Linked DNA regions of Homo sapiens: all the other regions are linked to region 1. Evidence: chromatin loops called from intact Hi-C (ENCODE). Cell type or tissue: endothelial cell of umbilical vein. All regions are shown on one strand. Links, peaks and the distances in the headings refer to the core of each region. The heading gives the core; the rest is flanking DNA. Region 1 overlaps KCNAB1 (potassium voltage-gated channel subfamily A regulatory beta subunit 1). Region 2 overlaps KCNAB1 (potassium voltage-gated channel subfamily A regulatory beta subunit 1). Region 3 overlaps KCNAB1 (potassium voltage-gated channel subfamily A regulatory beta subunit 1).

What was found. A loop is a pair of places that touch in the nucleus more often than their neighbours do. Peaks named below come from ENCODE experiments on the same cell type or tissue, not always from the same donor. Only the 100,000 strongest peaks of a DNase experiment are listed, where the experiment ranks them.
Region 2: it touches region 1 in a loop (2.5-fold over the local background); 17 of 110 quality-filtered maps call a loop at or near these places.
Region 3: it touches region 1 in a loop (5-fold over the local background); 28 of 110 quality-filtered maps call a loop at or near these places.

Annotation. Positions count from the first base shown.
Region 1 is chr3:156,144,848-156,155,621 of GRCh38, reverse strand. The region is part of intron 1 of KCNAB1 (potassium voltage-gated channel subfamily A regulatory beta subunit 1); the gene reads right to left. Among named protein-coding and RNA genes, the nearest start is that of KCNAB1, 30 kb to the right of the region's middle. In endothelial cell of umbilical vein, for the core only: CTCF peaks have their summits at 3,623 and 4,967; DNase peaks (open chromatin) are centred at 3,601, 4,981 and 6,531.
Region 2 is chr3:156,428,212-156,438,985 of GRCh38, reverse strand. The region is part of intron 2 of KCNAB1 (potassium voltage-gated channel subfamily A regulatory beta subunit 1); the gene reads right to left. Among named protein-coding and RNA genes, the nearest start is that of KCNAB1-AS1, 13 kb to the left of the region's middle. In endothelial cell of umbilical vein, for the core only: no CTCF peak of the experiment used is centred there; DNase peaks (open chromatin) are centred at 5,645 and 6,205; H3K27ac peaks cover 1,414 bases.
Region 3 is chr3:156,527,741-156,538,301 of GRCh38, reverse strand. KCNAB1 (potassium voltage-gated channel subfamily A regulatory beta subunit 1) reads right to left here. Exons shown (of 14, transcript NM_172160.3): 13 at 6,805-6,893; 14 at 1-1,644. The coding sequence ends at 1,555. Among named protein-coding and RNA genes, the nearest start is that of SSR3, 22 kb to the left of the region's middle. RefSeq lists an enhancer at 4,065-4,564. In endothelial cell of umbilical vein, for the core only: no CTCF peak of the experiment used is centred there; a DNase peak (open chromatin) is centred at 2,871; H3K27ac peaks cover 1,121 bases.

The DNA of each region.
Region 1 (10,774 bases), core at 2,097-7,096:
GGGCTTTTGCATATACTGTTCCTTCTGTCTATAATACTCTTTACCCCGGAAACTTCAATGATTGTCATTTCTACCTCCTTCAGGTACTTATTCAAATGCTGTCTTCTCAGTGAGGCCTTCCTTGGCTATGTTATTTAAAATGGCAACTGCTCCCTGTCACAAATACTCATCCTCCTTCTGTGCTTTGTGTTTCTCCAGAGAATTTATGCTTCTAAAGTATTATAAATTTTATTTATTTATTTTTGTTCATTAACTGGCACGTCCCCACTAGAATTAAATCCTTTAAAAAGCAGAGAACTTAGCCTAAGTGTTCACTGCTGTATCTCCAATGCCTGGAATTGTGCATAACTCAAGGTGAGCACTCAATGGAGAGCTGTTGGATGAATCTGTGTGAGGGGTGGTGGCAGGGCAGGGGGGATAGGTAGATGGTTCAGTAAAAATAGATAGTGTACCAAAAACAGCGAGGCTTGACTAGTGGTCATACAAAATAGCTTTGTAAAGAGTGTCACCAATGTATCATATAATTTGTATTAGTAAATTTGGCTGCATGAACCTGTTTTTCCATCTTGTATAAGAATATGTTTTGGATTATCCAACAATTTAAATGAGACAGTCATGAGACATATTAGGGAAAATATTTAACCCATACAGGATCCAGAACCCAAGAAGTGGTGAACATTAGGTCAGAAATGGAAGGCCCTTGGAGAGGTACCTGTGAAGAAGGGGCAGAAAGAAGATAGCTGGATTCTGTCCACTGTAATGAGTCTCACCCAGGCTCCTGCAGGTAACCAACCCTCTGAAGTAGAAACGCATGACCCCTCCACTGCCATTGCCCAGTCCCAGCAGCACTGACTACCTTTGCTGAGTCAAATGGGCCAGGGTCTTGCCAAAGTGGTAGAGTAGGGCAGACTTAAGTAAGAAAACCCATGGATCTGATGATACCACCAAGGACCAGCCTGCAACTATTAATTACCAGTGAAAGAGTGTTTCAGTTGTAGGTCAAATAGTTGATGGGAAAGTCTGATCTATACCAAGAACAAGAAGTCTAACCAGAACCCACACTCATCCACAATTACTGAATAGACAGAAAATCCTCTGGCGCATTTATCTAGGAGGACGAGTCAGCTAGGAATCCCAACAGGTAAGCTAGCTCTCCACACTTGTCCCCCATAGTTCGGAGGATGACAACTGGCTGCTACAATGAGATGATGACCCCTCCTGTAATAAGATGGAAAGGCGAAATGAGGAAAAGAGTAAACTTAAAGAGGACTTGCCAGTGGGATTGAGGGACAACTGGTAGAAAGGGAAAGAAGAGCTAGCTGGTGGTGAGAGGAGTGGAGAAGGAGAGGCCCATGGCTCTGTAATATGAGTGTGTTAGACATCTGCACTACTATCTGCACTACTTCTGGTGACCTTAGTCAGACTGTAATCAGCTAAACCTCCCTCAGAAAGCACCACCTCTAAGTGGAAACAGGAATTCACACTGAGTGAAAGCAACGAGTGTCTCATTCTGGTCAAGGTAACTCAAGGCCCCACTATGAATAGGCCTGGGCAGCAACACATGGAGAACTTTTTTGGAGGAAAGTACAATGAGAAATCTATGTTACTTAGAGTTTTCCAGATAAACACAACTAACAGGAGATGGATAAATTCATAGATAAATGGATAGATAGGGATTGACTGATTAATTGATTGATTATAAGGAACTAGCTCATGCAACTGTGGAGGCTGAGAACTCCCAAGAATAGCAGTTGGCAAGTTGGAGATGCAAGAGAGCCAATAGTGTAATTCTGATCCAAATCTGAAGGCCTGAGATTCAGGTGGGTCAATGGTGTAAGTTTGGACCCAAAAGCCGGAAGGCTCAAGACTTGACTCAAGAAGAGCTGATGTTTCAGTTCAACTCTGAAAGCAGAAATAGACCGATGTCTCAGATCCAACAATCAGGCAGAAGGAATACCCTCCTACTTGTGAGAGGTCAGCGTTTTTGTTCAACTTCAAATGACTGGATGACGCCCAACCACAGTGGGGAGGGCAGTCTGCTTTACTCAGTCCACCAATTCCAATGTTAATTTCATGCAAAAACACCTTCACAGACACACACAGAATAGTGTTTGACCAAATGTCTGGGCACCCTGTGGCCCAGTCAAACTGACACAAAATTAATCATCACAAACTTAATGAATGATTGAAGTAAATGAGCAAATTAAGGTTAAACAAAATGGATATCTCAGAAGAAACAAACATACAGTGGGCTATGCCATGATGAGCATGATATGGTCACCTCAAAGCATCTTAAAATCCAAGATTTAAGGACCTATTTCCTACGAGAACAATGTCATCCTCAAGTATCACTATCTCAAATAAGGATACTTGGATTTTTGGTAAAGAGAGAAAGTTAGGAAGTGAGCGCTGGGGAGACTATGGATCCTGGTGAAGTGGTGCCCTGTGACTGATATCCAGCGGCTTGTCCTCCAGTGAACATTGAAGGTTTATTTGTTAGACTCCTGCTTAATAATTTATTTATTCAGCAAATATTTATTGAGCTCTACACTAGATGTCAGATTCTGGGAATGCAGTAATTAACTATACAGATAAAATCCCTGCCCTTTTGGAATTCACATTCCAGTGAGAGAGACAGACAATACAGAAATAAACAAATAAGTGCGCCAAAAGGAAAAATAGAGGTAGAGGAAGAAAGTGCTAGCATGGAATGTTACAAAGAAGTTACAACGAGAGTTAACCTTTTGGGAAGTTACGTATAAAGGTGCCCATCTTATACAATGGTCATCTCTGGAAGTAATCATAGCTCTGTTTTGAAACCGTAACTAGCTTCTAGAGGCATGTATTGTCACTATGCACTGAGTTATAGAGTGCCGTAAAATTCCAAAAGCAGGGTGAATCACTGACCTGTTACAAACCCTTCAAATGCTAAACGGAGAGCTTGGATACTTAATGAGCTGCACATTTTACACCCACACTCTACAATTGTCAGAGCTTCTATCTCATCTGCCTTAGCAAATTAAGAGGAATATCATGAAGGAGAAAATGACAGAAGACAATTGGGTCAAAATCCATTGTCTAAAAATGTTCCATCTAGCCCATTGAGAACCTGCATCTTTCTGAAAGCTCCCACCCCTCCCACAGTGGGTTCACCAGAAGCTAAGGCCAGAATCCATACTCCCGTCACTCTGAATCCAGCTGGTATCAGGCCTCTCCTTCGGCTGCCACTTCAGCCTCTTGGGATGGTTTCCTAACCCAGCTCATTTATGGGCACCTGACTTAGGGGCTAGACAATCCTGAGGTAACCGTGTCTGTGGTCCATCAGTGCTCAGAGGGCCTTACCCCTCTTAACGCCTGGTGACTCCCTTTTAACACACCTACCACTAACACCCACCCTCAGGGGATGTGCTGAGCACAGGGACACAGGGGACCGGATTTATGTAGGCTAATAAGGTCAGCAGGCCTATGAGATCCCTCAGCTTTGGGCCTAAAGTTCCAGAAGAAAACGTGGTAACCCTCGCTGGGTAGCTGTGGGAGACACAGTCGTTGTCAGGGACACGGTAACAATATCCAGGAGACCTTCCTGCAGGCATAACAATTGTGTGGCACCACAGCGCCACCTCCCAACCCAAGGCGGACTTGCAATTAGTCATAGTCTTTCCTTTGACCTCCTTCCTATACTAAAATTAATTTCTCCTGAACTGTTCCAGATTGAAGGAGACCTAAAAGATATGACAACAAAATATTGCCATCCAATACTGATCCTGTACAACTGGAGTAAAAAAATGCCACAAAGAGCATTATTGTGTCAGCTGACAAAATTAGAATACAATGGTAGATTAAAATATCATATTTATGTAAATTTTACCAAAGTTGTTAATTGTATTGGGGATAAGAAAATATCATAACTATTAAGAGATACTGAGGACTAAAAAGCCATGATGTGTGCAACTTAGTTTTAAAAAGCTTGGAAAAATAAATGGAGAGGTGGGTTGTAAGGAGTGAGCATGTGAGAGCATGAACAAAAGTTAAAGCAAATGGGGCAAAATGTTAACAATATGTTAAGGAATAAATAGCCCAGATGTGTTCTTTATATTATTTTAGCAACTTTTCCTTATGTTTGAAATTATTTTCAGATAAAAATTTTAAAATAGTTCTGGCCTTAAGTACTAGACAGTTTGTCTAAAAATAACCTGTACTCCCATCATTAGGGATTCATTTCTTTGGATGATATATTTTGCAGACACTCTATTAAAAAGCATCTATATTTTAAAACTTAGGGAGAATTAGTTGGTAACTAGATAAGGAGAGGAAGAGGAATCACTGGATGGGAGGCACTCGCTCTAAGTGTGGAGAGGTGACACGTGATATGTGAAAACAAACAGTGGGTACAGAGGAGGGCCATCTCCTAACTTGGTGATGAGCCAGGCCCACAAGACCATGGTTCTGAGAGCATTGACAGGCTTTGATATGGCCTTCTCCCGTGCAGTCCAGATAGCACACACGTTCCAGTCTGCTCCATCTTAACTGTGTAACAAGGTGCCTGCACCTGAGGTGGGGCTGACACCAACAGAATATTCTCTGAAAGATGGTAGGGGATGAGATGTCTACTTTTCCTTTCTTCACCAGCCATGCCCAGAGGTCTGTGGTGTAGCTCAGAACCCCCTACGCTAGAAAACTCCCAGACATAGAAAATTTGCTCTATAAAATATCTAACTGGGTTAGGTTATAATAACATAGGCTTGCCATGGAATCTAGGCTTCTCAGAACCTTAGGAATATGCTGGTCTTACCTTTTTAATTTTTTTCTCACTATATAAAATTTCCCATTGTCATAATCAAGGTAAATACATAGATTCAAATTTAAGTTCGAGTCTAGGACTGTCTGAATAAAGTTTTCTGCTAGCAGCGTTTCAGGCAACAGAAGAGCTTCCTTTTCTTTATGAAATAGCACATCCCAGTGGCACTCAAAGGCACTGCAGGGAAATTCAGGAATTGTTTTTCTCTTGGGTGAAAACATCTTTGGCCTACAGTTACTCCTCGGTCATGAAAATCAGATTTCAAAATGCTCACTTTTTTTCAGACGAAACCGCTGTCAACAACTTGTATATAAGAAAGCACGGATCCCTGTAACCCAGTATTGTTCTCAAGCCCTGAATTTCCAGTATTTTCGTCATGCTGCATAAACAAAGCAACTTTTATCCTGGAAAACCCCAAGTGGAAATTTCAAAACAGATTGAATATCTGCCCCTCTCAACAATATTTCAAACCCAAGCAGCACTCGTCTCTCACTCTTGCTTAAATTCTAAGCATTTTCTATCTAAACTGACACTTTGAAAACATACTTATTTTAGAATTTCTATTCCATTCAATAGGAAATAACACGTTCTGTTTGTTTTGAATAAGCCCCTTTCACTACGCCTCCACAGCCCTTCACCAGCAGCCTATTCAGGTTTCAAGTAATCACATACGTCCTGAGCCTGAGCCATCTTGGTGTCATCTACTTTCCTCCAGAAATATTGATGCAAGGAGAAAAACAGCTAGAGAGCTCACAGCAAATAAGCACAGGCCCAGAGACTTACCAAATTAGGTCATCTAAAATAAATCATGTGGACATTTTTTAATACAACCCCCTGCATGAGTAGCATTTTTCTAGGCTATTGATTTTCACAGTCACAGCTCTAGCTATTAATACTTTTCAAGCAGGTCTGAGTGTGCCAAGTGTCTCATGAAAAGGGCAGGTCACAAGAACACATGATGAAAGGGTGTTTTTGGTGGGGTTTGGAGGGTCCTGGGAGGATGAAAGTAAGTGCAATTTAGGAACAAATGTAATTTTCAACTTCCACATATGTCAACCCTGTAATACTATGAAAAGGAGAAAGGGCAAGAGGGATAGTCTTTCCTGGGTATCCACTATATGCCTCTTTGAGAGGATGGCGTTACCCTTTGAAGTAGGGTTTTTCAGCTTCATTTTGTAGATAAGGAAGCAGGGGATGAGAGGAGGGAGGGAAGAGCTTGTCTTTAAATCCTTCTGCTAGAACATCATGTTTGCACTGTGACAGAACCCACAGAGAGGGGTTCAGGTGAAAAATTGTTCCTACTTATCTCTGGAGTCTTTGTTTAATGATCAATGAAAACTCTCATTTATGCCTTCAAATTCTCTGCCCTGACATCTCTGAGAAAAGCTGGTAGCTAAGTGAGGTTTCTCTCTAGTTTTCCTTCCCCTTTTTTTCAATTCCATCCCTCCTGCTTCTATGATAGTCCGTAGTAATGTACCATGCTCGGATACTCGAGCTTTTCTGTTGATCTAGCCTGGAAGCTTCCTTCCTGTTTTCTCTTATTTTAGGTCAGGCTTGGACTATGTCCGGTTTCCTTCTTGGTCTACCATCTAGTAGCTTAGATTAGCGTGGCCACCACTCAGCAAGCACACTCCCCTTTTAACAGAAGTCTCTGAGAACTGATGTCTCCAGTCTAGGGAGATCTTCGGACACTGGGGCAAGCTAATGGGAGAGACACTGCAAGCTGGTGGAAGTTTCAGTCCTTTTCATTTCATTCTGGCTCAAATATTTTTGTTCTAGGCACAATGCCAGGCACTGGAAATGCAGCAGTTGATAAAAGATACCTTCGTATTACATCGTTTGAAGAGTTATTTATTCCCACACTTCCTGAGGCCAAGCTGATTAGGAGCCCATGTGTGAGATAAAAAGAAAGAAAAACAAACACTTTCTGAGTAGATCCTAATAGCAACAGCAAAAAAAAAAAAGAAAGAAAATGAAAAAGCAAGTGATGAAAGGAGGGTGATATGTTCAGAATTGTGCAATATTCTATTTTAGGTGTTTATTTTCTGTCCCTCTATCCTTTATAAATAGACACACACTTCTTTTTGGAAATGCTAAAGATGCCTAAGTGATAGATTACTAGGATTGGTTAAAAAGGAGCTTGAAGCAAGGGAGCACTTAGGTTCCCATGCTAGCAGGCAGTGAGCCAAGCACTTTCACATATGTGACTTTATGGATTTCTTATAATGCCATTGTGAAGTAAGTTAAATTAGGCCCATTTTACAGATATGGAAGCTGAGGCTTAACAAGATTAAGTAGCATATTGTATCTAAGATACAGGAGAAAAGATGGGGCTAGAGCACTATTAGCAGGGAAAAGGAAAGTTCCTACTTGCTCTTTGGTTTCTCTCTTTCCCAACTTCTGAATGGATGCACCTCAATCAAGCAACAAGTATGTACCAGCACTTTCTAAGTGCAAAGGCATTGAAGAAGTATAAAATATAAGTTTTAGTCCTCATCCTCAAGGTCATGATGCACAATTTTGACAATAAGATACACACACACACAAATAACTAACAATCTATATCCTATATAGAGAAAAGTCTGGTGGTCAATGCTGTAGGGGCAAAAGGAGACCCTGTGGGTTGGAGTTACCTAGGCAAGTGGGATGTGTAAGAATATTCCAGGTAGGAAAACTAATGATGAGTAGAGACTCAATGATTCTGGCAGAAGGTGGAGGGTAAGCATGCAAAGCAGCAGGACTAAGCAAGTCACAGAGCACAATAACGGGGAGCCTGGAAAAGTAGACAGAGCAGGACGGTGAATATGGCTGGATCTGCAGTATCTCCAGGGTGCGGTGTGTGTTTGTGTGTGCGTGTGCGTGCGTGTGTGTGTGTGTGTGTGTCTTGGCATGTGGTGGGATGGAGGTTGGGGAGCTGGGAATAAATATGGAAAGCTTGAAGAAAGCACTGGAATGAGAACTAAGAGACAGGGGTTCTAGTCCTAGTTTTGTTGCTAGCTAGAAGTGCAACCTCATGCTAGACACTCAACATCTCTGAGCCTCAATTTTCTTCAGCTGTAAGACCAGAAATTGGAGCAGATTATCCTTAAGGCCCATCTCAAGTTAAGAATTCCAAGAGTTTCTCTACTTTTCCCTTTCTTCTTTTATAGCCTTCTCCCTGCCGTCAGCTCAAGGCTTTAGAAAATTTTATCCTTGATTGGCAAATAACACTTATTTTTCTAGAAACAATTGCTTCATTCCATGAACCTGGAGAAGCCCTGTCATTCTTAAAAAAAAGAATAAAAAAGAAATCTGTGTTTTTGTTATTGGAAAATTCTTAAAGCATAGCCCAAAGTGGCCAATATGGTTTCTATTTAAACAATGTCACTTTTTTCCATTATGCACCTATTTGTCTTTACTGAGTTATTATTTGATATGATAGTAATATTAGGGGCTCCACAGGAAAGATCCTCTAGGAACCTTGCTGCTGTGTTTGCTATAAGGATATTGCAAGGATATTATTCCTTACACAAAGAAGAACCTCAAAAGGAACTTCTCTCTGATTTACAGATCAGGAAGAGGTGTGCCATTATGGAGCAACTGGCTTGTCTCTAACTCAAGGACCCTGTAACTTTGTAAAGGGCTCAGTTTCCCTCTTCACAATTTAATGCTGCTGGAAAGCACAGAGCCAAATCCAGGTCTAACTCTTGCAACACATTGGCTTATACACAGCATGGTCCCTCACCCCAGGCTCTCTGTTCCCTTCCTGCTCTTTTGGTCTTTCTTGGCACTGTTTTTTCTATCTTCTTTGTAATTTATTTTTATCTTTCTCAATTATATGCATTTGAGTTCCTTAAATACCTCTGGAAACAAAAAGGTTTAAAAATAAATAAATACAAACAAGTAAATACATAACCTGAGCAACTGAAGGCCTTGCTTTCTAAACCAGGGGTCAGCAAACTATGGCCTGCTGAACAAACCCAGCCTGCCACCTGTTTTTGTATGGCCCACAAGCTAAGAATGATTTTTACATTTTTAGTGGTTTGGAGGAAAAAATAAGATTTGTGATATGCAAAAACTATAAAATTCAAATTTCCGTGTCCATAAATAAAGTTTCATTGGAACATGGCTGTGCCCACTCATTTGCATATCATCAATAGCCACATTCACCCTACATAGCAGAGGTCAGTAGATGTAACAGAGGCAGATACGAACCTGGAGCATGAAATATTTGCTATCTAGCCTTTTACAGGAAAAGTGTTGTCCCTGGATTAGAGCTTCATTTTATATCTGTTTAAGTTTCTCCTGCCAATGTTAGTATTATAAGATTGCTTCAAAGCTAGGTATTTGCTACATCTTAACTCAGTCTAGATATTTTTGGTGTTTTTCTCATAAAACTACTCCTCAGTGTATTTTAACCTTGACTCAGGCTCGTGTTTACTGTCTGGCTTAGAGTTCAGTGCTATGTAATAAAGACAATTAATTTTCAGCCTCTTAGTAGTAAACTGAAGACCCTCTTAGGTAACCATTTTATAGTCACTGATAAAATGAATTTTAAAACTTCTATTTTTGCTGAGATTTCTAAGCCAACAGAAGGATCTACACAGCAACTTGGCACTTTTTACACCACATTCAATGTCCTCCAGTTTCTTTTCAATTGATGCATGTGTTTGCATATTTACTTATTTTTTTTCTCCTCCTGGTCAACCTTAGTTAGAAATAAAACGAAGTCTCCATGGAAACACAACATAATGCTCTCTCACAGATGATCGAGGGACCCAAGCAGCTGGTATTGGGCTAAAGTCTGCAATGGCGTCTGACCAAATTCAGAATGGAAAACAGCTTACCCGGCTCTTCCAGACCTCTCAGAATTCTAAAGCTGAGCATGGAAACCTACACAGATTGTGAACTACTGTGGGTTGTCTTATTCTTTTTTTTTTCCTTTTGAGAATATTCTCTTATCCATTTATATGTTTCACCTAAAGGGTTTCAATCCCTCCCCCACTTAGACTGATGGACAGACACTACAGAGTAAGTGGGAAGAAAACCTCCATTCCCAGTGAGCACCTACTGTATTAGACATTTCTATGTCATGACTGGCCCAATGTCACACAGTTCTAAAACAGGCAGAGCTTGAATTTGAACTCTGGTCTGTTTAACTTCAATGCCCATTTTCTTTCAACTTTACAAGAAAAAAGAAAATAGAAAAAACAAGGCTTAACAGAGGTTGTTTTTTTAACATAGCCATGGTCCCCTGCCCACCCTCTTTTTCCTGAGGGGGAAAAATCATAATAAAGAAGTAAGAATATGAAAGTCAGCTTCTCTCTTAACCCCAACTATGTTTATAAGAAATCAAGGTCTAAAGCTAAGTTGGGGAGGAGCCAAGAGAACCCTGGTTCTCTTTCCTAAAAATCCTTTCCAAATGGTTGCAGGAGAATGTCTTAAATAAGGGCAGTAAGCGAGTGTCTTAAAGGGAGAATAAACAGAGCACTAAGGACATTGGGGAGTGGGTAATGGAGAAATGTGTCAGGAAGATGTGTCAGAGCACAAGCTCATCATAATTTAGAGCCTTGGCTATTTCTTAGGGTTAATGATCAATTAAACTGTGCTTTTCTCCCCTCAAACTGATTTAGGGGCAACATTCTCCTAAGTCCCATTTCTTACTAGGGTGTGATATGGTAGCATACACCCTTGTCCAAGGCAGTATCTGGCATCTCCAAGGTAACAGAGCCTTCCCCACCAAGGCATCATGAAGAGTCGCCCAAAACCTATGGGGAGTATGGAATCCACATAGGTGTCTCAGAAGAGGCTGGGGGATGACTGCTCCCCTCAAGCAGGTGGGCTCCAAGCTCCCACCTTTAGCTGAGGCAGCTTTGCTTTCACCTGTCTGAAGAACGTGTTCCTCTACTTCATAATCCTTTGAAAAATGCTTTCCTAGAACATACCTTCATCTGAACATTGGCACACAGCACAGATCTGTAATTGATATTTAAACTA
Region 2 (10,774 bases), core at 2,914-7,913, 280 kb before region 1:
CTGGAGTGCAATGGCACAACCTCGGCTCACTGCAACCTCCGCCTCCCGGGTTCAAGCGATTCTCCTGCCTCAGCCTCCTGAGTAGCTGGAACTATAGGCACACGCCACCACGCCCAGCTAATTTTTGCACTTCTAGTAGAGACGGGGTTTCACCTTGTTGGTCAGGCTGGTCTTGAATTCCTGACATCGTGATCGGCCCACCTCGTCCTCCCAAAGTGCTGGGATTACAGGTGTGAGCCACCACGCCCGGTCAGCCTACACTGTCAATGATTTCAATAGTATATGTCAGTGTCTAGAATAGTACTAGACAATAGTACTAGACAAATAGTACTAGTACAAGCATACAACAGGTGCTCACTAAATGCTACTTTCCTTATTATCTCCAAAGAGATAATATATGAAGTAGCAGAAGTTCCACAAGAACATAAATGACTTTTTCAGAACTCACAGTGAAAGCCACAGTCGACATTGGAATGTATCAATTCTAACCACATACCTGTCTTAACAAAGCTTAGAAAAATGTATTACTTATTATGGATTATTCTGAAGTGACACATGAAGAATGATGAATAGACTAAAACATTCAAACATTATTCAAAATTCTGAATTTTAACTTGGGATGAAATCTAAGTGAAAAACAAATACCTCACCTGCCCCTTGCTTCTTGCATTGGTCATCAAAAGTGGCATCTGCCCTGCTCTCTGGCTGTGCTTGCTGCAGCTGCCTGGGAAGAAAAATGTTCCCAGGTACTCAAAGCCTCCAGTGGACTCAGTCATTGGATGAGCAAGTAACTTAGGTGGGGAGCCAGGCCACCTTTCAGCTGCACAGGAAGCCAGAATTTGGAGCTCCTTATCCAGGCCAGTGATCTTCAACTGTGGCCCAATTAAGAGGACCACCTAGGAAGCTGATGTATTGCTCCAAAGCAATAGATTCTGGTTTGATTGGTCTGAGGAAAGGCCCAGGCACAGGTATGTTTTAAAAGCTCCCCCTGTGACTGTAATGGCAGCCGAGATGACAACTTGTCTAAGCAGTGGGTTGGGATGTTGTAGGAATGAACTCTATGAGGTCCCAGTACAGTGAGAAGCCTTGGAGTGACAGGAAGAGAGACAATAAATACTGGTCCTAGAGGATGAAGAAAAATTTGGAAGGTTGAAGGTGGCCTTGACCCCAAAATGGAGATTGTAATACCTTGCAGGGTCTTTCGCCCTGACCAAATAAAGAATTACAGACTATTCCTTCAAGATTCTCTTTGGTGCTTTGCCCTTCATTTTATTAGTACTACTAACCTTCTGCAAAAATCCCAGTGGCAGCAAATGACTGTAGCAAAAGAAGCTTAGCAGAATTTTTTTAAATGTGAAATAAAAAAAAATAATATCAGCAGTCTCGTTTTCTGGGACAAGATTACAAGGGCCACCAGTCCTGCTAGAGTAAGGTGCAAGTGGGACGCATCACTTTGATGGGGTCAGAGTGGAATTTCTCCCACTGGTGCCATGCAGAATGATTAATTTATTATGGCAATCTAAAAGCTTAACCGAATGCTACCCTGAGATGGGGTACTAAATCTTTATATTGTTCCTACATATTTTATTAACTGTAGATGACTCTTGATTTTCCACTGACATGTTATGCCTGTGACACCCAGATTCAAATAGAAATAGAAAGTGCATTCCAAAGACAAACAAAAATACAATTAGATTTTCGATTTCACAGTTCCCTTCTCTTAGCAGAGGTAACTGAAAATCCACTGTTTTCATGTGGTTCCAATGGGTCAATTGGAAGAGCAACACAGCAGCCACTAATCCCCCTGAATAAAAGACCAATCCTTCTTAAATTTACACTGCTTATATAAATTGCATGCATTTAGGACACTGTGGATATCACAAACTTTCAAGTATAAACTTCAATTTTAAAAAAAATATGCAAGACAGACATTGATGTAAAACCCAAAACTATAAAAACCCTAGAAGAAAATCTAGGCAATACCATTCACGACATGGCACAGGCAAAGACTTCCTGACAAAAACATCAAAAGCAATTCCAACAAAAACAAAAATTGACAAATGGAAATAAACTAGAGAGCTGCACAGCAAAAGAAACTATCATCAGAGTGAACAGACAACCTACAGAACAGGAGAAAATTTTTGCAATCTATCCATTTGACAAAGGTCTAATATCCAGAGTCTACAAGCAATTTAAACAAATTTACAAGAAGAAACAATAAACAACCCCATTAAAAAGTGGGCAAAGGACATGAACAGACACTTCTCAAAAGAAGACATTTATGCAGCCTACAAACATATGACAAAAAGCTCAACATCACTGATCATTAGAGAAAAGCAAATCAAAGCACAATGAGATACCATTTCATGCCAGTTAGAATGACCATTATTAAAAAGTCAAGAAACAACAGATGCTGGTGAGGCTGCAGAAAAATCAGAACACTTTTACACTGTTGGTGGGAATGCAAATTAGTTCAACCATTGAGGAAGACAGTGTGGTGATTCCTCAAAGACCTAGATCCAGAAATACCATTTGACCCAGCAATCCCATTACTGGGTATACACCCAAAGGAATATAAATTATTCTTTTATAAACATACATGCACATATATGTTCATTGCAGCACTATTCACAATAGCAAAGACACAGAGTCAACCCAAATGCCCATCAACGATAGACTGGATAAAGAAAATCTGGTATATATATACCATGGAATACTATGCAGCCATAAAAAGGAATGAGATGTCCTTTGCTGGTGCATGGGTGGAGCTGGAAGCCATCATCCTTGGCAAACTAATGCAGGAACAGAAAACCAAACACCACATGTTCTCACTCATAAGTAGGTGTTGAACAATGAGAATACATGAATACAGGGAGGGTAACAACACACACTGGGGCCTGTTGGGGGTGGGCAGGGGTAGGGAGAGCATCAGGAAAAATAGCTAATGCATGCGGGGCTTAATACTTAGATGATGAGTTGACAGGTTCAGCAAACCACCAGGACAGGCATGTACCTATGTAACAAACTTGCACATCCTGCACATGTACCCTGGAACTAAAATAAAATAAAAAGATAGACATAGACTTTTAGATGGAGCAGAAGAAAATGTTGATGGGGTAAAAATACAACAAGATAGCAATGCTGCCATGAAAAATAGAACTGAACATGCACACAACAGAACCTGGGTGAAGGTATGCCTTATTTAATTCCAAATATATCTATATATGTAAGATCTGGTCATTAATCTCCACGAGCTAGAATCTCACTCTTGCAGATTTTGTACATTCTCCCCACATACTCTGACTTCAAACTCTTTCCCTTCTCTTCTGTCTAATGTCTGTCTTCAATTCCTTCCTTATCCAGGAGGGTCAGGGTGGCTAGATGATGTGGTTCACCATTTAGAAGGTTCTCTTGCTTTATTCTCAAGTCCATTGATTCACTGTCCTTTCATTGCACCTGCCTGACAAAAACCCACATCCTTATAAATCTGACTATCTGGCTGCTCATCACCTATAACCGAGGTGCTGAGCTGTGCTGGGGAAATTAACAAACTATAGAGACTGACACAGTGTAAATTCTTTGTCTCTAGTCCCTCATAGACCCTCAACAGTCCTCTGTTTTCTAGTCAGTTTTCTCCAATGTGTGCATTTCAAACCTGCCCCACTTTTCTCAACCTCAGGTCCTACGTCCTCTTCCTTTAACCTCAGCAGGTAATAGTGCCTCCTGCTTCAAAAAGAAAATAAAGCAAGACAAACTATAACCCTCTCTACTTCTTGCCATATCTACTATCTGACCCATGGCAGACACAATTGGTGCCCTGCCCGTTTTCCCTGGGGCTTCTAGATGTTTGATGACTCTCTATGGTATGGAAACACCCCATCTCCCTCACTCTCAGGTAGGTGTGCATTCCACACTGGCTCGAGTCCCAGGGGAATTCCAGCTTCAGTTACCCACACTAGCACTGACTTGATTATATGTCCTTTATCACCTTCCCTTTCCAATCTCACATCTCAAAAAATCATCAAACTACCTGCCTTCAAATCCTTGTTTCAGAGCCTGCTTCAAAGAGAACATAAATTAAAACAGTACCATCTTCTCTTCCTTTCTTCCTGCCACTGTGGAAGGGTGTCCTTTCTATTCAATGCTTATTTTTCCACTTATCTTATGGATCCCAACTCCTTCTTCTTTCTCAGGGACTCCACCCCACTAGTTATCACCTCTCATTACTGTCTTTTCTTTGCCTTGAATTCTAGTTTGTTTATTTCATATTAATTTTACATTTCAAATTTGATTTCCTTTTCTTCTTTGATTTGTCTGTTTGCCCATTTATTTATTTTCTATTTATCTTTGACCTTTTCCTTACAGAAAATATCTAGGAACTAGCATTTTTTTTTCCTCACCCAATCTCAGAAACTTTGTAGTTTACTATGATGACACCTATATTAGAGATCTTTTTCTGATATGTTATTTTATGCTTTTAAATATATTTCCTTTTGTATTTTCTCTACCTGCTTTTGCCAATTTGGTCAAGCCTCATTTACCTTACTGCCCTGATATACCTTCCGTATGGGCTGTCTGTATATGCTGACAGTATGATGAGCTTGGCTTACAGTGAGTGGGCAATTGATGTATTGCTACATTTAATCTTCCGTAAAAGTGAGAATACTCAAGTCGTTGAGCTTGTCTCCCCACCTCTATTCTCAACCCTCACCACCTTGCCATCTGCACTGTGACCATGGTGAGCTGACTAAAATGTATCTGGCCAAGTGACTCCTGGAGTTAAATGTTTTCATGACTCCCAATCACACAACAGATAAACACCAAGCTTTGTGACATGGCTTCAGTGCTTTTCATAATCTTTCTGAGTCATCTGTTATCATTTTTCTCTCCCACATGGCTCCCTCTCCAGGCCATGCTAATTGAGGCTTCCAAGCTGCTCCTCTTCCTGAAATGTATGTATTAATTCACTTAGAAAATATTTATTAAACCCCCAATGTTCCCCCAGAGCCATGCCAGATGGTAGTGTCAAAATGGCAAATGATAGTAATGGTCTCTTTTTCCTAGAACTCTCAATCCAGTGGTAAGACAGGCAAATATGAAAATAAATACAACCACGGGGCAACATATTGATAAGAGGGATCGTGATGGGAACTTGTAGGAAGCCTCTAGCCCAGACTTGAATGTTCAGGAAAGCAACAATCAAGCCAAAACCCAAGTGAGGAGTAAATAGAAAACTTAACAAGATATGCCTGTGGCTTTCTTTCCCTTGTCAAGCTGACAGATTGCTATTCATCCTTCAACATCAGGTGGCTTCCAGCAGCACTTTCCCCTACTCCCCCAAAAGAGGTGGTCACTTCCTCCCCTGGGCCATTTCTATGTCTTGTACCTCTATCTCTCTGCCTCTCTACTTCTATCACATTCTTGTTTAATTGTTCTTTTCCTTGTGTTCTCCTTGACCTGGCTCCTTCCCAATCTATCCTTTACTACTCTTCCTCCAGGAAGCCTTACATGACCTCCCTTAACCCTAGCTTAGGCAGCCCTTGTACATGTTTCCATGACGCTTTATATTTCCTTCAGAGTACTGACTGTGTGGTCCTGAATTCTTTCACTCGTCATTCCATAAATGAGTGTATATTGAGAACCTTTTTCTCTGTTCTAGTCATGTGTTCTGAACTGATAATCCAGCAGGAAATAAGTCAGGCTAAAAAATTAATCACCATCAAACGCAAGTAAAAAATGCAGGGTGTCCTTTAGGGGCATATAGCCCAAGGATCTGATTCATCCTGAGAACCACGTCTCCTCCACTCCCTAGATAGGCTCTGTGAGGGCAGGCATCTGTGTGTCGTTTCTCCCTGTTTCCCCAGCACAGCGTCTACTGCATCTTTGTGAAATCCATGAACACATGAAAAAATGACAGAAAAAGTGCCTGGCCGTGCTTTACAGGGATGACCGAGTCAGTCGCAGTGTCTAAGAGTTCACAAACTGAGACGCAGGCAACATCCGAGGCAGCAAATCCATCAGCAGGGCCAGGACAGCCAACCAGTCCTCCCTGGAAGGCACTGAAAAGGAGGGGGACTGCTGTGCTCCTCTCTTTTGCCCTGAGAATGGTGGGGTTAGGTAACGAAGTCAGACAGAAGGTCACCTGTAGCAACATGTCTCAGGACCAGTCCTGTGTCCTCTATTCTTCAGAGAGCAGTTACAGACATTGCTGCCAAAAGAAACAGCTCAGCAAGGGCCAAAGGAAAGGCTATTGTCAAGCATAAGGTGGAGATATGGGAAGGGAGGCAAAGTAAGAGACTATGAAGAAAAATGAAGCTAATTCCAGGCACAGAACCAAATCAGGTCCTGCTTCCTTCTTTTCAGCTAAAGAAATCCTCATGGTTAGACCGTCAGCTCCAATTTAGCCATTGCTCATTACCTCATCACCCATTTCCTATAATTATGTGTTGGTAGCCTCTTTTTCCTCTAATTGTAATTAGTTGTCAGATATGAAATGAGTATTGATGGTATTTTCTGCTTCTCTCTCATGGAGGTCCTTCTTTGCATATTTTCATCATCCAGGTGTTAGGATGAAGCTTTTATTTGTAAATGAGCCTTAGGTCTCACTAATCCTTTGAGATTATTAAAAACATAGAAACGAGAGAGTATATCAAGAAGGCAAAGCTGTATATTTACCCTGCAATGGAAAATTTCGTCAATTAGGCAAATTGAATTGACTCACAAAACTCTGAGCATACCTCATGCCATAGAAAAAGCTGGGAGAATTTCAGTTTTCAACTATGGCTACCAATGACATAGAAAGGGCTCAGATAAGCCAAATAAGTAGGGGAAGGCATCCCAGATCCAGGAATATGTTTTCTTCTTAACTATTCATGGTGGTCATCTGCTTATTACCTCAGCCACTATTTCCCCTCTTTAGCTAAGAGTTCTTTAATTTTCTTTTGAGAATGAATCACTTCCCTACTCCCAGAATGCAGTTTGGATGGATTTAAAGTACCCTTCCCCAGTGTCAGGGTGGGTCTTGAGAGACTGAAGTCTTTGATGATTGGCTCAGGGATGGATACATAAACCAACCAGAGCCAATGGGATGTGAGGCATGAAGCTTCTGCAGTCCTCTTGCCTATTTCAGGACAGCTTGAGAATAGAACAAACCTGCAGCTCACAGAATTCACAGTTTGATCCCCAGATAAACCCATATGGGTCCACTGTCCAGGTGAGCCTAGAAATTCTTTCATGTGGGCCTAGAAATTTGTGTTTTTGCTAGAGCTGACGTCTTGGCTTGCTTTGAGCTGGGTTTTCTGTTGGCTTACTGTGGAAGGTTTCTGATTCATTCATACTCAATACGCCTGAAAAGAACTGAGACTTTATTTCTTCTTCATTCAGCTGAGGCCCTTAAGGCATTCCTATGAATGTCTGCACAGTCATCCTCGGTGCATTGGCCCCTGGAGGGTCATTCAGCCACGTACACTGCACTTTCAGAGATGACTGCCTGCAGCCCTGTGCTCTCCTCACCTGGGCATACCAGAGGCAGGCACAGACACAGCACAGCCCCACTCCACTGGCAGACAGGATTCAAATGATTCTCTATTTTTTGCCTTACTGTTAGATAAGCTTAATTGCATTATTGATTGAAATTACAAAAATTTCATTTGGGTTTTTATGCTGCACAGAGTTTAGAAAAATAATCTTTATATAAATGTAGAATGCACAGGCAAACCCGAGGTAAACAACATGAATAGACTTGTATATACACAAGATGTGCCTTAGTCAGGCTGCTGCTTAGAGTACAGGAACTATGGGGACCTCGTGAAGCCTTTAGGGCAGTGTGCAAAGGAGGGAAAGGCAGGCACTAGGAGCTTCATTGATGGTATCCACACAAAAACCAAAATGCCTGCACTCAATTGCATCCTTACTTTGAAATTTCTCATGGGGAAAGCACACCTGATCGTGGGCCAAGAGACATGGATTCCGGTCCCCATTCTGTCTGTGGAGCGTTCATAAGTCATTGTCTACCCTAACTCTGGAGATGGATGTCAGGAGTCATTCAGGTTCTGACATTTTCTAGTCCAAAGTAAAGACATTTTCACCAAGCTGCCAACCCAGAGTCATGCCGAACCTAATCATGACATCACCTGACTACTGCCTGAATGTGAGAGACGCAAGGGGCCCTACACATTTGGTGCAGCCATTCTCATTTCAAGGAGGAAGCGGAAGTTTGGGACATGAAGAGATGTGGGTGACAGCAGTGGCTGTGTGTGCTTGGAGGCTGGAAGTAGATGGGCCATAAGGGACGAGGCTGCTAGTGGAGCAGGGAGGGATAGAAAATGGGTGAGTCTGCTGTCTCTAACACTGGCCTTGAACAAGACATATCGCCTCTCCCTGACCCTGTTTTCTCACAATGGAGCTGGTGGCTGCAAGGACTAATTCTCCATCTCATGGCTGTAATGATGTTTAGTGAGATCGTCTTTATAAATGATGAATTTCAGCAAATTGCCCAGATCTGGGCCTAGAGAGGACCTTTTGTCCCCCATTACTAATGGTTTTGAAGCCACTTGTTTCATTTTTGAATCATAGGTTGGCAAATGAGGGCTACTTATCCCTTTGTGGCTGCATGGAGAGAGATGAGGTGTGTGCGTGCATGCATGCACATGGGTTGTTTGCATGCCCAGATTGTTGAATAAACCCCTCTGTGTACAGACCCTTCTATTTTCTCTCCTCGAGTTCTCCCCTAAGCCTCAACTCTGACAGCGTGTGAAATATTAGGTTGCCACACTCCTACCTAAGCTATATCATCACTCCTAATAGACTCCTGGGAGCAGAGGCAAAGCCATGTGGCCAGCAGTCCCTGCTGATTCAGAAGGCAACCACTTGTCAGCAATTCTTTCTTTCTTTCTTTTTGTCAGCAATTCTTAAGAAGGATTTTATCCATAAAAGTAGGAAACTAGGAAGAAATATTTTTAGACAATTTTGGAAAAATACAAAGGTCTGCTCATTTTTAATATGTATGCATCATGACATTTATTCAAGTTAGACTTTCCAGAAAGAGTGACATGCCTAAAACACTCTTGTATGTTTAATATTCATACACCATTTAAACTCTATGGGTATTTCGGAGTTACGATAGTTCACTCTGTTTGTGTTATGCAGAAAAATTGGTAAACTCTTTCAGGGAAAGCTTGCATTTTAAAACTACCTCTCAAGTGTCCCAGGAGGCACTTCATAATATTTATTATTGCTGCTCTTATGTTGTTATAATAGGTGAGCTAGCTAGTTTATATCGGCCTAAACAACAAGAATGGGAATCATGAAGGGTGTCATAAAAATAATACCATCCATGTTAAATATTTAATGTCGTGTTCTCCTAGTGTCAAAATATTTAGTGCAGTGAGAGCATCACTAAGGCAGACGGAGATGAGCCAGGACTACATTCTGCACATATGAATGCATTAAAAAGAAGCCCACACAGTTTATTCTTAAGATTCACTGCTTTTGCTCTAGAAAGTTCTCTTGGTTAGGGAGGGGCATAAGGCAAGACTGGCACCCAGATGGCAGGAGTCGAATGGCAGGGAAGCCAGCTCACCCCACCTGCCCTGAGGCCAGCCCTAAGCAGGGCAGATTCTCCTCTTTGGAGGCTTTCCAGTCCAGTTGGAAATGCCTCAGGCCAGCTCCCAGGCCTAGATCTGCGGGCGGCTGCTGCCATGTAGATAAGAATCATGGCTGCTGGCACTGGGTACACTAGATATCAGTTCACACATTTTTCTATCTTAATCCATCCAGATAAGACAATGTATTCCAACCCTGATACTTCCTTCAGAACCGTCAGGGCAGCATTTGAAAAACACATGCATGTGGAGCTCCTCATTGAAAAGGTCTAGGTTGAGATGAGATTATCTGAATTTTAAATTAAACAGGTAACTTCAATGTGCAGCCAGAGTTGAGAAGAAACACCTTTTGAGAGACTCATATAAGTCCTCCAAGGTGTTAAGAAGTATTTTACTTTATGACTTTATTTCTTCAAGGACGAAGCATGAAGCAGCTGCCTAAAAGGACACAGAACATTTCCTTGGAATCAGTTTGCATTCCCTAGGAATTAAAGTCTTGAGGATGTGTGAAACAGGGACCCAAAGGTATGGGGGTGTTCTTTCTCTCCTTCACTGCTTAGGTCCAGATCAAACCCTATCTGACAGGGCTGCATAAATTGTCCTCTTGACCTGCGAACAGCCCAGGAAAGCTCCATTTGGATGACGGTATTTTACATTAGGTTTAATATGTGCTCAGCTGAAAAATGAGCAAGTGACCACATTACTCCTTACTTAGGTTTTCCATATCTTCCTACCTATATCACTTACAAATACTTAACTCTGGTTGGCCACATACACTTGCATGATGTTTTGAAAAAAAAATCAACAAAATCTCTCCTCAGGGTTCTCCAGAGAAACAGAACCAATAGGGTGTGTGTGTGTGTGTGTGTGTGTGTGTGTGTGTGTGTGTGTGTGTATAGAGGAATTATAAGGAATTGGCTCATGTGATTATGGAGGCCAAGAAATCCCAAGATCTGCAGTTGGCAAGTTAGAGACTCAAAGGAGTTAATGGTATAGTTCTACTCCGAAAGCTGGCAGCCTTCAAGATCCAAGAAGGCTGATGTTTCAGTTTGAGTCTGAAGGCAAGAAAAGATCAATGTCCCAGTTTGAAATGGTCAGGCAGGAATTCCCTCTTATTCACAGGAGGGCAAGTATTTTTGTTTTATTCAGGCCTTCAACTGATTGGGAAAGTG
Region 3 (10,561 bases), core at 1-5,000, 380 kb before region 1:
ATTTTAAAATAATATTACAGTTCTTCTGTAAACCTCAGAGTGATTTCTGTGTGGGGAACTTGCTGACCAGAAAATTAAATGAGAATTTTGTACATCCTCAGATAGCCAAATAGAGTTAAAGGGCCACTCCCACACCACCCCCTTCAAAAAAAAACAAAACATGTTTTCTCTCTTTTTACAGATATTGACACAGTATAGTCTCACAATTTTTCTCAAGTGGGATATTAATGAGGGTAAGTAGCCAATAGTGGCAGGGCTAGATACACCTCAGATTTCGAGTGCAACAAGGGTAAGCCCCATTAATCCATGCAAAGAACTTTCATGCATATAGTTTAGTGCATATAATATGATTATAGAACCAGAAGTTCTTTCTTTAACATTTTGCTTTTCACTAGGCAAGTCAATTTACCCAGCATATTCTGAATAGTGACATAGCATTTTTCACAAAGCCAGTGGTTGACTTTCATGTTAACAATGCCTCAAAAATACCAAACATTATATTATAAAATCCCAGTGCTAATTAAACAATGAACATTTGCCTTCCTGGGTATTTTACAGGTTTACTTAAAAAACTGAGCATGTGTATGTTTATTTGTAAAGCTCAAATATTTAAACTTGCAGAAGTTGTGCCTACAAGCAGTTGAAAGTATAAAGCAGGTTTTAATAAAATGTAGTAAAAAATGAACACCTAATTGCAGATACATTGCATTTTCTTTGAAGCTAAGTTTCCATAGCAGTGTAGCCCTCTCTTTCATAAATCAGCTGCATTGTCACTAAAGATTGGGTATTCATCCTTTTACTGTCTCTACTTGTAAGTGGACATAACATTAGAATCCTAATAGACATTCTGGATAAGTTGTACAAGGCCATTCTTGGGGCCAAGCAACAGTAAATATTTGAAAGGTAATAAAGCAAATACCTAGAAATTTTTGTTTTATTGAATAACAAATGGAACAAAACTTGTTAGTATGAATGTGAAAATAGAAAAAAAATATATAAAATTATTTCTGCTTATTCTTCCAAGCAAGACTTTTGAGTGAAGATACTGCTTTTTTTTTTTTGCAGTGAGATATATTTTTAATAACTATTTACTTAACAATAATCTATTTACTAAGAAAAATCTCTCAATTCCTTTCCTTCACTGAATTTAGTCTATCTACTCTGTTTCTTACGCAACTCACATTGCATCTGTGGATTTTGTTCTTTTGAAAAAATATATCTGTACAGCCTTCTTTGAGTTACCAAATGCCTGAAGGTAGTACCACACCCCCTGGCCCCCATATTCTTCCCATTGCATAAGCATGAGGTGTATACAGCAATGCAAGAATAGGTGACTCCAGTCCAAGATAAGAAAATAGAATGGATTTTCTTGGTTGTGAGTTTTCAGATGTGCACAGTGGTAGCGACAGCAGACACCTCAAAGAATCCAGGGAGGGACACTAGAGGTTGAGCAGCAAGCTGCTAAGTGATTCAAAAGACTGGTTAGTAACACCTTTCTGTACTGGGCACAGGCCGCTATTTTAACCATGCAGCTTCTGTGGTTCATGCATTGCCTTATGATCTATAGTCCTTCTTGCTGTAGGGCTTGTTGCGCAGTATGTTATCAATCTCATTTACCACATGTGATGTCATCTTTGGGAGAACCTGAGAGCAGGAGGAGAAGTACAAAGGATATTGTTAGCAGTGTTGATCATTCGGTTTTTTGTGCTCTATATTTAGCAAAGTAATCTAGAATCATATATCTTCATAAACCACAGCTGAAATCTAAGCCCCCCGCCCCCAACACCATCACATTGTAAGCTCCTTGAGGTCAGGGGCCTTGTTGATTGACTGCATAAATGAAGGCATAAAGGCATAAGTGAAGGCTCATAGAAATACAGAGCAGCTCTATCCAACAGAAATATAATGCAAGCCACATTTGTAATTTAAAATTTTCTATTAGATACCTTAAAAAGAACAGTGAAATTAATACATGTTTTTACTTCATTATATCCAAAACATTATTTCAACATGTAATCAATATAGAAAAGATACTTGACAGTTGTTTTTGGTACTAAGTCACATCTTGTGAACATGTTACACTTAAAGCACATCTCTGTTTGGACTCACCATCTTTCCCGCATACAATAGCCACATGTGGCTAGAACCATAGTAGTACACAGCACAGGTCTAGAGACTAAGGAGAGATTTATTCTGACTGGTGGTCTTATCCCTGGTGAAGGATGGCTGGGGTTTAACAGGCATCCCAGGTAGATGGAATAGCATGGAAAAGTGAACTGGAGTGATAGTATACAGTGATTGGTGTAGGTGTGGGGATGCTAAGAACAGGATACGGATGGTAAGAATGGGATAAGAGTGTGGAAAGCCTTGAATGCCATTTTATGGAGTCCCCACTTTAGGCAGTGGGGAACCTGTCAGGACTTCTGATCTAGGAGTAACCCTATCAGACACCTGGAGGTAGTTTGAAGGATGAGCTGGAGGAGGTGGAAAGGGGACACAGATATTAGATATGTATTACAATCCAAGCCAGGCAATAGGGCCTTAACTAGGGCAGTGGAGCAGAAAAGTGGACCTGAGAGACATTTTGGGGGAAGATGGTGGTTTCAAGACTGAGTAACTAGAAGTATATTGGTATTGATTATTGAGATTAGAAACCAAAGGAGAAGTAGTTTGGGGAATAAGAAGTTGGGAGAGAATAGGATGTGTTGAGTGTAAAGTGCCTGTGGAATATCCACCTAGGAGTGACTGAGCAGCTGCAAGTGCAGCTGTGGAGCTTAGTAGCTGCCGGAGGACTGGAGTTGAGGGTTTGTGAGTCATTTGCACCGACATGCTGACTGAAGCCCCGGGAAAGGATGAGCTCATCCAAGGCTAGCATTTACTGTGAGAAGTGGGCCAAGGGTACACATTACACCATAAGACAAGGGACAAAGGCAGACTTTCTCACTGGAAAAGTCTGACCCTGTGTGGAGACTGTGGTGAAATACAATTCTGACGACCAATTCTGAGGTTTCAACCTCATTCTTCCTTTGTTGCAATCCTGCTGGCCAAGGTGACCTTGTCTCCAGTCAAGTGCTATCCTCAGAAGCCTTAGGGTTTGGCAAAATAGAGCTGCCAGCCTGGGAAACTTCATTCTGGTTAATGTTTTACTGTCTGAAGCTGAAGGAAGAATTTGGTTTCCCACTAGCTCTGGAATTTCAGTGTCCAAACAGCTAATGTGTTATTTAAAATGAGATTGTAACAATGAGACCAAAAACCTAGAAACTGGATTTGTTGGATTTTTTTTTTTGTCTAAAATACAGCGGGTTAGCCACGTGAGGAGAAGAATCCTTCATTCATTACACCAAAGCAAATCTCTATAGGAAAGAGATTTAAACATTAAAAAAATGAAACCATAAAAGTACTCGAATAAAACAAGACATAGTATCACAAGACCAGAATTTTCAAGAGAAGCCCCACTTTGAAACATTGTAAACTACTACAGATTTTACAAACACCCCACAGGCTACTAGTTTTGCAAACTTGATGTTACACTGCCTGGGATAGGTGGTGGGTTGGGGGAGGTCTGGCTAATGTTGCTGGGGCTGGCTGGGCATTAGTAAAGTCCTCCCAGGATTGGGTTCCTATTGATCTGGAACTTGGGGATGGAGTAGGATTTTGCTAGGCTGGGATAGTGGTCAGTTTGTAGGCAGAGGGCCACTGTTATCGCCGAAGCTCTGAGTGGTTGAGAGCGGCTCAAGATTCAGATTCCAGGAAGGTGTGGTGGGGAGTGATGAGGCCCGACTGCTGTGGAGCCTGGCCTTCTCTGATGGGTGATGGGAAGCCTCAGAAGGGTTTTAAGGCATGTGGGGAGGAGGGGGAGAGGCGGTTCTCCCACCTTTTAGGTGGGAGTGGGGAGGATGGAACCTGTGCAGGTGAAGGTGGGCTGCCTGCAGCTGTGGTTTCTCCTCCTGTCTCTCCCATCTGTCAGGCTCTGATTTATATACGCCCCTTCGTTCCTGCACATCTTAGGCACGTGGCATCCCTTGAAGCAGCTGCCTTCCCAGCCTACTAGAAATATTTTCTTACAACTGCTGGTGCTCCGTATTTTCCATCCTTTTGCAGCCAGTGCCACCACTGCTGGGCACCCCTAGTCACCCAGTCTGCTTTTCACCATGTTGTGGGGCCCAATCACAACTCGTCTTGGGTGGACTTTAGTGCTGGGTATGGGGGAGGTGAAGTAGAACAGGGGAGGATTGGTAAGCCCGCAATGGTAGCAGTCTTGCTGCATGGATAATGTCCCCTTTAGGATAGGCAAAGCCTCATCCTGCTGCCAGCCAAAGCCTTGCTAGGGAGGAAATGTTTTGGGAAGAAAAATTACTCAAGAGTTTTCCTCTGAAATGTGTCCCCTTCCCTGTCAGCTGCCTTGCCTATTTCCACAGCTTTTAAAACTCAGCCCTAGACTTGCCTCATATGCCATCCCTAGGCACTATGACTGCCCCCAGGAATGGCAGTGATCTCCCTGTATTAGCATGATAAAAATCCTCAATTCCTCCCTCTTCTGCCAAGCCATGGTGTCTCTCTTTCCCAAACCTGCAGAATCCATCCATTTCTCTCCCCCTCCATGGCCACTACCCTCATTCAAGCCACCATCGCCTCCTGCCTGGATGACTGCCCTTGCCCTTCATTCTACTTTATGCATGGCAGCCAGAGTGACCTTCAGACATTCAAATAGGAGCATGTCCCTCCTCTTAAAACCCTCCACAAGGACTTGTTACATGTAGCATGAACTCTAACCCCATGGTGTCCTGCGAGACCTGGCCCTGCCTGTCTCTCCACGTCAGTGCATCTGCTGTCCCTGTGCTCAACTACGTGTTGACCACATTGGCCTTAGCTGGCAGTTCCTGGGAAAAGTCAAGGTCTTTCCCATCTCAGGGCCTTTCCACTGCTCTTCCCTGTCCCTGGAATGCACTTTCCTGGACTCTTCACATGCTGTGTGAAGACTTGTGAATGGTTGTCAAAGAATGTAAAAAATGAAGGCACATGAAGCCCTCGGAATAAACATATTCCAGAGGGGCTTTTTGCAAAAACATTTAATGTAGGCTCACCCATTTCTCAGTCTCAGTAAAATAAACATTTATTTACTTAATAGCCCTTTTCATAACCTGAAATCATTTTGCTATTTATCTGTCTCTCCTACTGGCACGTAAAACATCCCTTGAAGGTTAGACAGTGTTTTTCTTCTTTCCTGTGTTATCTCCAGTACCTGGTATACAATAGGCTCTCAAAGATCTGTTGAATGAATTAAGGGATAGATATTTTAATTCACTGTTTCTCAGCCAGCACATGAGCTCTTTGAAGGCCAGGTCCTGTTCTTACTCATCTCAGTCCTCCCACTGCCTAGCACGATGCCAGGCATAGAATAAGTGCTCCATAAATATTAGTGAAACTGAAATCATTGGATTGAATTTCAGTTCTTTTTTGTACAAACTGTTCTGTCCCCTCATCACTGTGTACCCTTATCTTTTCCCAGAGCATAAATGAACATAAGAGGGAGAATTCCTCACGTAGCTACAGGGAACCTCACAGAATCCAGTAGGAGTTATGGGGCTGGATATGGGAGTTGTTAGAAGCAGAGAGGCAGAGGTGATTACACGGCTGCACAGTCCTAAGAAAGGTTGGGGGAATGGGCAGGGATCTATACCATTTATTCCACAGTGTATTCTGGGCTATTTTTAAAAAAGATTTTAAATCATGTTTGTTGCTACCTCCACCTGTTTCCTTTTGGGAATGGTAACAGGGCTGTGTGCTTGTTGCAGGGACAGGTAGATAGGGAAGAAGCTGTGAGACAGTTCTTTTCCTCCATGAGCAAGAGAAAAATAGATAACCTTACCAGGTAGTGGCTATGGCAGGAATTGTGGGCAGGATCGTTCCTAGGGCTTTTAGCAGGGTTGAGAGTAGGATAGGCTCAGGACTAGTTGTGGCCTTTGGGGAAAGGAGGTGGTCACAATAGATACTAAACTCCACCCCTCTAGTTAGAGCTCCCAGGAACATCCTTTCAACCCACCCACTGCCACTACAGGCTCCCCAGAATATGGCTGCAGGCCCCATCTAGTGCCCTGGACCAGTGGCCATCTCATGGGATAGGGAATGGGGATGGGCCTCCTAAATTTGCTTCTAGGGAGATGTGATCCTGGAAGTCCAAAATAGAATTTTGAGCCCATTTCTCTTAAAACATGGCAAATATTTATTCAATAGATCTTGAGTGTTAACTAAGGGACATGTAGTAAGTACCCTAGGAACTGGAAAACCGTGGAAAAGCAAAGACACAGGTCTGACCTCAGAGGGCTTGCAGTCCAACAGGAGAGACAGGCAGTTATACTACATTATCATAAAAGATCATGGGAGGGGGAATACAAGATGTTCAGGGAACAGCAAGAAGGGGCTCAGCACACAGCAGGTGGGCAATATTTGTGGAAAGAACAAACAAGTAAATGATGTATGTATATTGTCCTATGACTTAAATTTCCAAGCAAGTTATCAGGCCGGCTTTTATGGCGAGGCCTGGGAAGTCAGTTGCCACGTATAACACTGCAATGCACTCTTCCACAGAAACAAACCATCCCAAGAAATGAGCTTTGGGAATACTGCCTGTTCATAGGCAGAGGACAACCCTGGATCCATGTACTGGGAAAGTGTTCTGTTGCCTTTGTTCCCCCTACTCTTGCCCCACCCAGGACAGAGAGGGGGAGAGATGGGACACTGCCTGGAGATAGCCTCAAAGGCACCATTAAATTCCCTGATGTTGGAAGGGGCTGCAGTACTTGCCTGAATGGCACCAAGGTTTTCAATGAGTTGTTCAGGAGTGGATGATCCCAGGAGCACAGAACTCACACCTTCATTTCTCAGGCACCACGCTGGGAGGAGAGGACACTGGGTCAGTTTATCAAAGCACTTCCAATCGTTGATTAGCTTATAAACACCTGCTACAGCTGTTTGTTGCAGCCAAAATTTATTAACTTCTTTTTGTGGAGGATGTACAGTGCTTCCTAGGATTAAAAACCTGAGCAGCACCCCCTGTTGTGTAGAAGATTTGACAGAATCTGTCAAAGCCCAGCTGGGAGGGGAAATGCAAATGCATAGAGGCGCTGGACAATGGATTGTAAGATTCTCTCCAGCACGCTCAGCTGCCCTCAAGTAGAAGCAGAAAACACAGATGCACTGCTGTCTTTCTTGCTTCTCCGCTGGTTTTCCAATTGCTAGCCTACTATATGTCTCTTAATTAACACTCAATGCATTTGGGTTGGCTCGGGGCTTAAGGCCTTTTTGCTTTCCACATAAGGCCCTGTCACCTCAACCAGGGCATTCAAGCTACCCACCCTAGAAACACATTGTTCCTGGAAACACCTAACACTGCTCACCAGCAGATGGCTGGATTCCTGTTTCTACCTTGGCCCACAACCTCCTGTCTTTCCACTGTATTCATGGTCTCATTTTCCACATCTGTTGCTTGGAACTCTTGTAGACTCTAGGTTTCTGGTTCCTTGGTTCCCACCTACCTGGCAGCCCTCTCTGGACCTCCCTTTCTTCCTAACCCAAGATTCATCCTGTGTTGATGATCTAAATTACTCTCTTATGAACCCTCACACCCCTCACTTCTTCTGCTTCCTTAGCAAATCCCCATCAGTGCTGCATCTGCGTTTTTGGCTTCTACTTCAGGGTAGCTGAGCGTGCTAGAGAGAATCTCACAGTTCATGGTCTGGTGCCCCTATGCGTTCACGTCTTCCCTCCCAGCTGGCTTTAGCCAGCCTGGCCAGCCTCACTCTTGCCCTTGGTCATCTTTCTTTTCCCGAAAATGACCTTAAACCTGTACTCTTAAACCATCCCATCAACCCCTGCCCCCTCACTCTTAGTAGATGACCTTGTCCTAATGTCTATAGAAAATCAAGTCCCTCCATTGGAATATTCCTTAATTCCCCACTCTCCTGCTGCATAAGCATCCACATCCATATCCTCCAGTTTCAGAAGAGGATGTGTGCGGTTTCTGTCCAAGACCAAACTCTGCCTTGGAGATATCTCCTTTTTGCCTTTTCTTGGACTTGATTCATACATGATCCCACCGCCCCCATCACCCCATTTCAAAATTTCTTACTGTGTCTTTCTGTCAACAAAACATGCTAAAATTTCTCCCATTCTAGAATAGGCTTCCTCTGACCCTTTTTACCTGCTTAGATACTGCCCCAACCTTCTTCCCCTCTTAAACTTCTAAAAGGTCAGTCCAGATTCCCTTACTGATCTTCTTCACATCCCAGTCACCTTCTTGCTGTGTCCAGAAGCTAAGGTCCCCAGGAGCCTGCTGGTGATTACAGTGGACTTCTGAGTCCTTAGCTGCCTGGAACTCAGTGTTGCTGGACTCATAGATGCAGTGTCTGCTGGGCCTTCCTGCTAGATGCCCCACCAGCACCGCAAACTTCTTGCTATAATGCCTGGCCTTCTTGCATTCCCAATCACATTTGGGGGCATCACCAGCAATGTGGCTCCCCAATCTGGAAACCTGGGAGTACTCTTTAAGAACTGTCCTGTTCTGACCCCCTTTTCCCTTTTAACTGCTAAGTCCAGTTGATTATTCCTCCTAAATATTCCTCTAATCAAGTGGTTTTCAAACTTTGGTATGCATCAGAATCATCCAGAGGGCCTGTGAAACACCCATTGTTATGGCTCACCCGCTGAGTTTCTGATTCAGGTCTGGGGTGCAGTCTGTGCATTTTTAACACACTCCTAGGTAATGCTTATGCTGATGCTGCTATCTGGGACCATGCTCTTTTTTTTTTTTTAACCAACTTTATTGAGGTAAAATTTATACATCAAAAATTTTACCCATTTTAGGTGTACATTAAATAATTTTTATAAATTTACCAACCATCATTTTTAAGGTGCAACCTTCACCATTTTTAATGCAGTTTTATAACATTTCCATCACCCTAATAAGATCCCTACCTCAAGTACCAGGCAGCCACTGATCTACTTTTTGTCTCCAGATTTGTCTTTTCTGGACATTTCATCTAAATGGAATCATACAATAGGTGGTCGTTTGTGTCTGGTTTTCACTTAGCATATGTTTTCTAGGTTTTTCCGTGTTGCACTATGTACCCGTATACCATTTCTTTTTGTTGCTAAAGAGTATTCCATTGTGTGGATACAGGGCTCAGTTTGACAATGACTGCTTTGGTTCAGCTGTCTTCTCCGGTTCAGCTGTCTTCTCCTCCTCAGTCACTGCTGCCCTCACTCAGGCCCTCACCATCTCTCTCCTGGATAACTGGTTTTCCTACCTCTTGCTTGAATTGTCCCCTTATATTTCCCCCATACAGCTCTCATCCAGCCAGCAGCAGTCTCTCTAAACACAAATCTGATCATATCACTTCCCTAGCTAGTGCCTGACATAACTCATTGTCCTGTAAGATGAGGTTCTTAATTCTTACCTTGGCAAACCTTATTTTCTAGCCTACCTCTGCAGCTTCATGGCTCCCTACCTTGAACTTTGTGCTTCAGGAGCACTCACCTGTCTTTAAATCCTCTCCATCTCCAAGCATCTTGCTGCTTTTCTCCTCTTCCTCTCCCTTCATTCTGGGGCACATTGCTCAAGCTGTTCCTTTTGCCTGGAATGTCCTTTTGCCTTCCCCTTTCTTTTTGCCTCACTAATATTTGCCTGTCATTTGAGATTCCCCAAAGGTATTGCCTGCTCCTAAAGTACTTCCCTGAATTCCAAGCTCCTACTCTAATTCCCTTATCCCCTGTTCCCTTCTTAATATGATGACCTGTATTAAAATTATCTGTTTATTTTCTTGACTTGCCCACCAGGCTGTGAGGTATGCCTTATTTGCAGTTGGATGCTCAGCCACCAGCCCAGTGTCTTGCACAAAGTAGGAACTTATTAAATGTTTGTTGAATAAACATAGGCATGGATGATTGATGGATGTCCCCAAGCACATCTTCTGCCCCCATTTGGACAGCCATATTGTCAACTGATACTCTTAAGCTGTTACCGTGTCCAGGCCTTTTATGGTAATCACTGAATTTCCACATGGGCAAAATACAAAATAGTGCTGTATAAAAGTACCAATCCAATCTTTCTCTCTCTTTTTTTTTTTTTTGACTGCATTATTTGCTGCTTTGCACTGAGAACTATTTTTGGCCTTAAAGGTAGTTCTGAGGACAAAGCAGGTTCTAGGTAAATTATTGCCCATAAACTACCTGACTACTCGAGGTCACCAACAGCTGATTCCCCTAATGGGCCTGTAGGGCACAGGAGAACCCACTGGGCAGAGCTGGTTACTTCCATGGTAGCAACTGCAGCTGATTCTGGATAATTAGCACCTCTAACCAAGTGTCACTAGCAAGTATGTCCAGAGTGCCTGTTCACTAAGAACAAAGTATGAATGCTGGCTCCAGTATACCTGTGTGACTTGGGGAGCAGGCACACAGTTGGGTTCAAGTAGTTTGCTTTCTGCCGGAGGATCCCTCTCCCACACTCTCCTAGCAGATCAAAGATAACGTGCCTGGAAATAATTTCCCTTTTGATTCTGAG